Linked DNA regions of Homo sapiens: region 1 is linked to region 2. A link is a contact called in ENCODE Hi-C or POLR2A ChIA-PET data. All regions are on one chromosome and are shown on one strand. The core of a region is the stretch at or near the end of the contact, and the rest is flanking DNA. Distances in the headings are between cores, read along the strand shown. Region 1 overlaps GFOD1 (Gfo/Idh/MocA-like oxidoreductase domain containing 1). Region 2 overlaps PHACTR1 (phosphatase and actin regulator 1).

Region 1 (5,358 bases), core at 248-2,747, 180 kb after region 2:
GTTCTTTTGAAATTTCCATCCTGCTTCCAGGTCGATCCAGGTGCAGCATTTTGAAGAACGCCTGTTACCTTCTATTATTGCATCACTTTATGTCTCTGTCTCTCACTGGGCTGCAAGCTCTTTAAAACCCAGAGCTATTATCACAGTCATTTTTGTATGCACCTCACTACCTAGCAAAGTGTTTCATGTACAGCGAGGCTTGAATAAATGTTTATCAAATGAATAAATGCGGTTTCAAAGATAATTTCTTTTCAGTATTCAAAACACAATGCATAGTTGCAGATTTCCTAGAGTGAGCAATTATTGAGTCATTTGAAGATACATAAATCTAAAAATTCAGGTGGCAATGTCCTTATTCCTTTCAATTCACCCTTTTTAAAGCATCCTCAATAAAACTATATTCCCATAACTTTAAACAAGCAAGTCAAATAGAGGTAGTAGCAGAAGTGACAGAAGCAACTTAGATTTAGTGAAAGCTACAATATGCGAAGTATTCTTTAAAGAACTTTATGTGTATTAAATTATAACCTGTCAACCATATTTTAAAATTTGTTCATTTTACTGATATGGAAACAAGACAGGCAAGTTGCCTAAAGACACACAGCTAGTAAGTGGCAGCTGTCAATCCCAGGCCATCAGCCTCCATAACCTATGATCACATGACCTCTCACATAAGGGGAACACAAAACCCCCTTTTGCTTTCATTATGGGTTGAATTGTGTCTCCCCAAAAGATGTCACAGTCCTCACTTCCAGTACCTGTGAATGTGACCTTATTTGGAAACAGAGTTGTGGCAGATGTAATTAGTCAGGATGAAGTCATGAGGGTTGGCCCTAATCCAATATGACTGGTGCCACCTATATAAAGGAAAAATTCAGACACAGGCATGCACACAGGCAGAACCCCACTGAACATGAAAGCAGAGACGAGGTGATGCATCCTCAGGCCAAGGAGCATCAGAGACTGCCGGCAGGCCAGCAGAAGCCAGGACAGGGCTGGAACAGACTCCCTCACAGCCCTCAGAAGGAACCAGCCCTGCCCACACCTTGATACCTCCAGCTTCCAGCCTCCAGAACTGAAAAAAATTAATTTCTGTTGTTTAAGCCACCCAGCTGATGGTACTTTGTTACGGCAACTCCCGGAAACTAATATAAGCCCATCAAACTGCTAAAAGACATTAGCTAGAATCAGCAATGCCAATACATAATCCTGCAGAAGGCATGTGCATAACATAATAATTGCACCTTTGTTGGACTGAAGAGCTAAAGATACAGGACATTAATGCGGCTTCCAACTCACTGGCATGCCCCCAAGTCCTACTTCCTGGCCTTTCAGTAGCTATGTCTTAAAAAAAGAAAAAAGGAAACTAGAAACCCAAAAAACCAAGTGAAGACACATTTCCATGCTACCCGCCAGCTCCTCAGAATGAGCAATGCCACCACTCCCGTCCAGGAGCACACATGTTCCCACACTCACACATCAGCCACAAAGCAGACACTTCCCACTCTCTGCCCCGCAACCCACTGATGATATTCTCCACCCTCCCACAGACAGTGCATGAGTCACAGACAGCAGGTGGCAGCTGGGGACCACTGTCAATGCTTCCCAGTCCTTCTGTGGGCTGCAAGAGGGGGAGAGAGGTGGCCCCACAAATGGACACCAGAGCAAGAGTTTCGTAGAGGGAGGGGAGGAATCTTCAGACCCCAGGATATTAGCATCACCTCCTGGCTGTCACTCACAGCAAATTTCTGGTTGTCTTGATATCAAAAACCTGAAAGACACTGTAAAGGCATTTGGATGAGATTTTCCACCATCTGATGCAGTTGCTTCCGCTAGAGTTTAGGGTTTCGTCATCTGAGGTCTGCTGATCTAAATCTCTCTGCACGTGTGCCTGACACACCAGGGCTCTACACACAAACACACACACCCACACACGCACACACACTGGCTCTTGTCCCTGTAAGAACATAGCCTCCTGAAACAGCCCCAAAGCCTGGCAGTGAGCAATACACCCAGAGAGGTGCGGGGTGGGTCAGGTTTCTGACCCAACCCGAACTGAGTTTTGTGCTTGGGGTTAGCTCTTTTAGAAGTCCCTATCACTAAATCACCTTGGTAATTCCAGATGCCCATCAGGGATTTTGTTTCCTGAGAGTGAAGCCAACTCTGGACTCACAGAAACTGTGGGGAATGGTCCCCAGCCGGGTGGCTACCACGAATGGGAAAGCCACCTTGTCATTGGTTTGAATTGAATTATAAAAACACCTGGGATGCGAACACAGGTTATTCTAAAGAGAAAATCCTATGATATTCACCAAGGGTTGACAGTTTGACAGAGGGATGCCTAAAACTGCAGGCAAAGGAGTAAACATTAAGCCAAAACGGTAGCCCACCAGACGCCCTGCTACTGCCTGTCAGCAGCACCCCACATGGGCCAACTTTCTGTGTGAAACAAGGAAGCCCATTCAGAAGAGAAATAAATGTTTCAGCCAAATTAAGCACAGACACCCACACAAAGAGCTCTATTAGATCATGACAGGCACAGAAGGTCACCTTGCCCCATGACTTGCCTGCACTTAGGCACTGGAACACCCACCTACTGGAACTCTGCTAACAGGGAGGGGGACTCATTACCCGGAGCATCCTCAACTCCCAGTCGGTCACAGTTTAACACTGGCCTCGTCAGCCCTCTTGGTACAGCATTGTCCAATAGACAGGATGGGAGTTTACTAGAGGCATACCTCTGTCTTGACTGCTGTTTATTCAGACAAGATTGCGGGGCATGATTTTGCTACAGCAGGCCTGACAGGCTGGGGGCTCTCTCCTCATTTGGCTAAGTTCCATCATCCCAAGAAGGACATGGGTCTCAGAGGTGGGTTTTAAAGTGCAACAGCCCTACCTTGAAGCAAGATCTCAGAGGGTTGAAGGGAAATGAGGCTTCTAAGAGACTCCTTTAGCTTTTTAAAGTTTTTATCTTTTATTTTTTGAGACAGGGTCTGGCTCTGTCACCCTCTCTCATGCCAGGCTGGAGTGCAATGGCATGATCTTGGCTTACTGCAGTGTCCACCTCCTGGGCTCAAGTGATCTTCCCATCTCAGCCTCCTGAGTAGCTGGGACTACAGGCATCCACCACCACGCCCGGCTGACTTTTGTATTTTTTGCAGAGACGGGGTTTTGCCATGTTGCCCAGGCTGGTCTCAAACTCCTGAGTTCAAGTGATCCACCCGCCTCGACTTCCCAAAGTGCTGGGATTACAGGTGTGAGCCACCACACTTGGCCTCCTTTAGCTTTTAAAAATTTCTCATGAATATTGTCATGACTACAGGTGCAAGCTTATTCCACTTTCTTTTGCCCATTAAATTCAGGTTAATTTTTGAACTACTCATCACGGTCACCTCTAATCCTTTCTAGACTAAAGCAAGAATCTAAATAAATATATAGACAGATTAGACTGCTCTCTTACTGCAGGTGATTAAACCTGAACAGATGATAGGTCCTGACATACAGCCTCCTAGGGCTGCACCATATAGAGTGGGCGGCCTGCACGCTGCTCGTCTTGGCCCCGCACAGATCTGTCTTGGGAGCCAGGAGGTCTGAGCCTCCTGGGAATGAAAACCTTCCTATTCAGACAATCACAGGGACATTACTGAGTAGAACAGAAAGTTCACGTGAGCTTTTCATATAAGAACAAGAGACCTCCTACAGACTGTGGTGCCCTGCAGGAGGCTTTGAGCTAAGCCACTTCACAACTCGGGGGCACCTGAGCAAAGAAGTCAGGGACAGTTTCAGAGCATTCAGGTGATTTCAGTGGCCCACCTGGGAAAATCAAAGATGGGGCTTTTCTCTCATAAACAGGAAGCAAATGGGCAATGCTGCCCACAGCCCACAGCTAGCAGAGCAGGTCCACATCTGCCCAACACGGAAAGTGAAAACAGACTGCAAAAGGAGCTTAACCTTCCCAGAAAACAATCCCACCTGTGGATCCTGAGTCAGACCTTGCCAGAAGCAAATGGGCACCTGCCAGGAATTTGAGAGGTGACCTGGACTTTCTGAAATTTTCCAGAGTCTAAAATGGAGGGATGGTGTCTAGAAAGTTCTACAATATCCCAAACTGTGCCCTCTAGATAACAGGCACTCAATAAACATTTGGGGATGATGAGAAATCAGCCTGCCATAAGCAGAGAGCCAATCAAGAAACTTGGCTCACACAGCACCAGGAGCACCCAATATTCCGGGGCAGGACCCAGAGTCTCCCTCTTACCCCCAACCCAGGGTCCTCCTGAAGTGGTCCTCAGATACACTTTGAGAGACACTGATCCCGACATGTCACACACCCAGGGATGATGGAGCTGCGACTAGAACGTGGTCGGATAATGCCCCACTCAGTGCTGCTTCTCTTGTGCCAGAGCATGACTGATTATTGATAGAGACCGGGTATTTCCCTCTAAGTGCCAACAACCATCTATAACAAAGCTCTGCAGTTGGATGTGATTCAGAGTAAGCAAGTCATCCTTAACGCAGTTCTAAACTAGACTCTATGACACATGTTCTTTGAAAGTGGCTGCCGGCCTGTTCTTACAAGAAAAATGAACTTGGGGGCTTCCACTGGCTTGGCTCAGTGTGCTCTTCATCATTCGCTTGACCCGTTCCAGCGGCAGCCTGCAGCTGAAATCAAGAAGCATTTTCTATCCAGCCAACAGCACAGGTCCCAGGGCGATGCCTGGACCTCTGCCTGGAGGCAGTGGCTCAAAAGGATTATTTCATTCCTTCTCATCAACCCAGAAGTCTCACCTCATCCAAAAGCTCATGTTTGAACTAATGACAATTAAAATGCAAAAGTACTGTTTCCTAGTCCCTTTGCCCTGTTTTCCTCATCCATAATTTTAAACCCTCTTTGAATTATACAATTTTTGTTGTTGTTGTTGTTGTTGTTGTTGTTTGAGATGGAGTCTAGCTCTGTTGCCCAGGCTGGAGTGCAGTGGTGCAATCTCAGCTAACTGCAACCTCTGCCTCCTCGGTTCAAGTGATTCTCCTGCCCCAGCCTCCCGAGTAGCTGGGATTAAAGGCACCTGCCACCATGCCCAGCTAATTTTTGTATTTTTAGTAGAGACACGGTTTCACCATGTTGGCCAGGCTTGTCTTGAACTCCTGACCTTGTGATCCGCCCCCGCTTGGCCTCCCAAAGTGCTGGGATTAAAAGCACAAGCCCCCACGTCCAGCCTGTATTATACAATATTTTATATACTATTTCCAAACCCCTTTGAAATGAAGATGTAATCAATAATGCTCTCCACTGAACTCATCAGGTGATCTCGCATGGTGGAGGAGGCACACTGACCTTGATTTCAGTCCCAGAGCCCT
Region 2 (5,270 bases), core at 1,601-4,100:
CTCCCCCCGAGCAATGGGGATTACCATTCAACATGAGATTTGGGCAGCGACAAATATCCAAACTATATGAGACATTGAAGCCCATTCCCTATATAGGATGTGTGGTGGTGACACGGGAATGTCACAGAAGCAATTGATTCTGGCCCAGCACAATAAACAAAAACACAAATGACAACAAGCTTTGAATTAAAAATATAGTCCTTTCTGGGAGATTGATTCCAGGACTCCCTTGGATACCAAAATCCAAGGAAGCTCAAGTCCCTTGTATAAAATGGCGTAGTATTTGCAAAAAACTATGTGTATCCTCCCATATCCTTTAAATCATCTCTAAATTACTTATATCTAATACAAGATAAATGCTATATCAATAATTTTAGACTATTGTTTTTTGTTTGTTTTTTTTTTTAATATTTTCCGTCAGCAGTTGGTAGAACCGAAGAATGTGGAACTCATGGACACAGAGGACCAACTGTAGTTAGGTTTGGAGACTTCATTGACTTGATATTTTCACTCTAGGATCTCTCTTTAGATTTCAAGATGTGAACATCTTGCCGACTATAGACACCAGTTTCTAATACCCAAGGAGGGACTGCAACTTCCTCAACTAGGAGAGCATCATTTCTACCCCTTAGATCCCAATAGAGGAGTCTGAGAAGCCTAAAATTTCTTCTACAATGATTCAGTTTCTCACACACCTCATCCCAATGGGTGAAGTGGAATGCCGGATAATTGCAGGTTGTTAAATAATTACCAAAAGCTTCAAAGGTACAGATGTCTCTGTTCCTGCTCAGGCTCCTGAGTCCGTGTCAGTCATTCCTGGGACCTAATGCAGGCATTCTCCCCTCAGATGCCATGCCCGTTCCCTGGCTACTTCTGTCACTACGTGCCATCCACTGCCTGTCCCGCCTCCACCCATTGCGTCATTGCAGGCTCATGCCCTGGCTATGATGTTTCATGTACGGTGGCTAAATTTCACGCCTGGCCACAGAAGTATCATTTCTGTGCCTTTGCCACTCATGTCTTCTAAGCCTCCGAAATAAGAGGAGCAGGACCAGAAGAAGAGCAGCCATTGTTCTCTGCAGACAGACACATTCTCTCACATGTCCCCGGGGCCACAGACCTCTTTATGTTCTAACTGGGTCTGCACAGAAGAGGCAGGAGACAGGCTTTAGCCTCAAGGGAGGGAGAGAGAGGCAAGAGGCCACAGTCCCCAAGTTAGGAGGCCACAAGGAAAGAAAAGGACTTCTGTGAAGAAAAGAGTCCCGTCTGAGTTGCAGTCCACTTGCCTGGGGCCACTGGAGGAGATGGGGCTGGGGAGGGGCCGCTGCAGGGAGGAGGGCGGGGGTCAGCGGCTGTGACATGACGCACGTGCCTCTCCTGGGCTTGAAATTGAGGAACTGAGGAGGCGGTGGTGGCGAGAGTCAGTCTTTCAGAGCACAGGATGGAACAAGAACTCCAGCCACTGACTGTCTCATGTATCTGCAAGGGCCGAGGAAATTAATGACCCAAGGAGGCTATGATATGGTCCAAAAACTTTTCCTGGATTTTTTCCGTAGGCGGCTGAGCCAGAGGCCAACTGCAGAGGAACTGGAACAGAGGAACATTTTGAAACGTAAGTGACTAAGCCCATGGCAATCCCTGATGTTTTGTGGCGGCTTTTGTTATTATTTAATGGTAGGCCACAAGGTTTCTACCTTGCGCCTCTGCGGAAAGCATTGAAAACCTTTCTAACGGTTGAAGCTTCATGTGTGCATGTTAGAACACCAAAGACGACCTCCCCAAAGAGAAGGCAAATTTTATTCCACTTTATTCTTTAGAAGCTCACGGGCGGCAGGCAGAACCTTCCTTTTAGTGAGTTGTAAAGTCAGAGAGAAGCTGAAAAATTAGAGTGAGACCACTTATTATTTAATGATTTTTAAGAGCAGGGTCACCTTTAAACCAGAATTGGCTTGAAAATGGAGACTGTGATATGCACGGCTAAAATAAGGGAAATGTCCATTTGAACTGAGACTAGAAAGCATGACTTTGCATTGCAGCTGGCTGCTGTTGATAAAAATCCCTCATCCCTTTGAATGTTAAATTGAAAGACTAAGAAAGCATTTCCAAGTGAAGTGCTTCATGTCTGTCTCTCAGGATTCCCACAGCTGGTCCCGGGCATGCCTGTCTGATGCTCTCATTCGAGGAAAACTGCCTTTCACCATTGCTGCAGACAGAAAAAAATAAATGAGCCCCTTGTTTGGTTTAGGACACAGAGACATTTGAATATGTACAGAGGATCCACTTGGTGCTTTAAAAAAAAAAAGAGAAAACAGGATACAAAATACTAAAAGAGATCAAGCATTTGATGGACAGCAGTATGCGTCAGTTTAGTGGTAGATATTAAATAACTTAAATATCAAACCATTCTATTCATTCATTGCTACCATTCTCGCCAACACTGGCCTCAAGATAGTGAACAAATATTTCTGGCTTAATTCATGACCCTGTTCCCCCTACCCCACAACACACTTCTAATTTCTCTCCAGAAGAGAAAGATATATACTATGCAGAGTTTTCTAGAAATGCTATGTTGTACAGACTGACTCCTTGCCTCCCCCGGCCCCCCCGCCCCGCCCCGCCCCGTGCCCAGTAAATCACATGCAACCGCAGTGTGAGTTTGCCGGGAATTTCCACTGAAACCACACTAAGATATTCTTGACTTTACCTTTCTACCGTGCTCACTGTGGCCTTGTGACTTGGTCGGCATTTCGTAGTCTGCTGAAGGTGGGTGCTGGGTTCCGCTTTGGTGGGGAGACCTGTTGCCTACAGCACCCACCCCCGCCCGACGCCCCCGCATGTCCGTTTATGTCAACTCTGCCTTTATCAATGTCTTGCCTCCCGTCCCCACGCCAGCCGCCACTTCCTCAACTCTCAGTAGAAGTTATTTTCAGGATTAGCCTTCCTCAGTCGTGGGGGAACCCTACGCTTTGCCTAGGTCTCTAGGAATGTGTGTTTACTTTTTTCTGCCCAAGGGGTACCCTTTAAAGTTTCCAAGCTTAATATTCTATATAATGAATTCAGAGCTTTTTCAAAGCATTTCCAAGGTCAGGGAAGCATTTGGCTTGTAGGATGTCTTCCTTTCGGCCCCAATCTGGTACCTGAGCCATTATAAACTTCCCATTGTTGGAGAGAAAGATAAACAGCCAGGTGAACCTGTACAACTTACTCACAGCCCGCTGCTGTACTTGTGGCCTCTGACCTGAGACCTAAACTCAAAGAAGCTAAAAGCCTCCGGGGGATTATTTAGGTTTCAGAAAATAGTGCTTATCACACCAGGAGTACGGTTTCTGGAGAGATCTAAAATCCCCTAGCTCAGCTCTGGGCTCTCTCAAAGATATCAGATCCCCGCTGTGGCTTGTCCAGATCCCTGGGAGACTACAGGTCCTTTGAGCTTGGGTTTTTACCGCCATCAACCAGGGAACTTAGATTCAGGGGACCAAAAAGGAGTTGTGAAAGATTGTTCCCATGGTTCTCTTTTATTCTCTTCCCTAATCCCTCTTGTCCTGGCCACATAGTTGCAAATTAAAGAACTACTTGACCAATTCTAACAGGTTGGTCATTTCATAGTTTTGAAACTTTTCAGAAATCAACTTGTTTTCCCATAGGTTCTTATTTTTCCCTGTATTCTGGAACTATGTTCTCCTAAATATTTTTTTAAATTTAATCTATTGCGATTGTTAAACAAAAAAAATGTCTAGTGGTATAAGAAAACATCCTCCAATAGTTTGTTTTAAAACTGATTTTCTGAGCTTTCAGCCATTTGAGGAACTGCTCGGTGTTGGGTGGTGGGGAACAGGGCACAGAGATGCCATGGCTCAGCCCTGGAGCTTTGAGAGCCTTGGGTTGGTTTCCAGCCCCACCCTGCCTGGTCCTGGGAGCAGCCCCTGTTCTGTCCAGCAGCCAGTGAGGCCCTGTGCACCTCTGAGCACATAATGAACCCTCTGACGGTGGCAGCTGTAATGACGACATCGTAGGCCTTTCCTGGCCTGTCTTCCTAGTTGCCTAATGGGGTTGTCTTGGTACCTTCTGCCTGAAAATTCATGAACCTGGGTTGGTCAATGGCTTTGAACTAAAGGTATCAATTCTGTAGGTGGTAGCTTGTGGCCCCACCCCTCAGAGTGACCTAAGAAACGCACATAGGAGATGAAGGCTCCATGCTGTGTCAGCTGTGTCACAGGATGCCCGCCTTCACGGCTCTGAAGGGACCTGTAGGATCAGAAGTCTGAGGCTAGTAATGAGGAGGAGAGCCGGCCCCACACAAAACATGACCACAGGAAAAAACCTATCTGTGTAACCACTGAGCCAGGTAGGGTGTGACTGGCCACTTAACACCCCTGAGGCTTCAGATCCTCAGTTATAAACCAGGAGTGGTAGACGAGGTGGTCACTAGGTCCCCTCATGGCCCTAGTATTCTGTGCTTCTGTAAATTTTCACCGTGTGCCCTCTAGCTGTCCCTGGTGACCCAACATCCAGACCACCTTTTCTTCCATCCGTTTTCCCACCTGAGACATCGCAAAATGGGAGTTCCCTCCTTCTGGTTCTTGCTGTCTGCCTCCCCATTTAACTCTGCTAGATTAATTCATACTAAGATATTAATGGCTGACTAGTTTAATAGGTTTTATCCCACTGAAATTTGCATTTGTACAAATGTCACTGTCTGGGGGCTCCCTACTTCCGGGTGTTGCTGTCTGCCCCCCAGTTTATCTCTACTAGATTAATTCATACTGAGCTATTAATGGCTGACTAGTTTAATGGGCTTTTATTCAAGAGAAATTTGCATTAAAAAAAAAAAAAACCTCTCCGGGAGGGAGATAGGATCTCTAAATCCAAAGGAAAGCACACTCATGGTGACGGTTTCAGGCACTGTAGGGTAGGCTGGAGCAGGGACCTCTGGTGACCTCAGCCCACAGCAAGATGTGGCTGTTTCTTGTGCTGCCTTTCTACAAAGCCTTATGCCCACAGGCGGTTGGGGGGCCAAATCAGGCCCGTGGGGGTGGCCCTCAAGGGCCTGATTTCTGCTCTGACCTTACACCACTTGTGCTAGTGGGAGGTATAGTCACCTTGAGTGTAAAGGTGACACAGTTATCAGATGGTCCCCACCCCTTTCTAGGCACAGGGGGTTTCCTTCCTTTAAAGACCTGTCCCAAGGCCGGGCGCGGTGGCTCACGCCTATAATCCCAGCACTCTGGGAGGCTGAGGCGGGTGGATCACCTGAGGTCAGGAGTTCGAGA

Evidence for each region. Hi-C counts contacts between places; a loop is a spot of excess contacts on that map. ChIA-PET counts read pairs that join two places held with the same protein, here RNA polymerase II (POLR2A). Pooled maps may share reads with other maps.
Region 1: a loop to region 2 is called in a map of OCI-LY7, with 2.4 times the contacts of the local background. The contact joins two enhancer-like sites. A Hi-C loop is called at or near these places in 1 of 168 maps with a recorded cell type or tissue (OCI-LY7) and 5 of 50 pooled maps. POLR2A ChIA-PET finds 5 or more read pairs at or near these places in 1 of 52 experiments (B cell).

Annotation. Positions count from the first base shown.
Region 1 is chr6:13,453,199-13,458,556 of GRCh38, forward strand. The region is part of intron 1 of GFOD1 (Gfo/Idh/MocA-like oxidoreductase domain containing 1); the gene reads right to left. Among named protein-coding and RNA genes, the nearest start is that of GFOD1-AS1, 30 kb to the right of the region's middle. Within about 2 kb of position 1,498, at least 23 of the 41 ENCODE cell types and tissues checked have a DNase peak (open chromatin) inside an H3K27ac peak, as active enhancers do; they include B cell and OCI-LY7, where a contact is called at or near this core.
Region 2 is chr6:13,271,304-13,276,573 of GRCh38, forward strand. PHACTR1 (phosphatase and actin regulator 1) reads left to right here. Exons shown (of 15, transcript NM_030948.6): 11 at 1,557-1,612. All of the region lies in intron 8 of TBC1D7-LOC100130357 (TBC1D7-LOC100130357 readthrough), which reads right to left. It also overlaps a transcript of LOC100130357 not described here. Among named protein-coding and RNA genes, the nearest start is that of TBC1D7, 55 kb to the right of the region's middle. RefSeq lists enhancers at 1,177-1,276, 1,988-3,187. Within about 2 kb of position 2,851, at least 10 of the 41 ENCODE cell types and tissues checked have a DNase peak (open chromatin) inside an H3K27ac peak, as active enhancers do; they include B cell and OCI-LY7, where a contact is called at or near this core.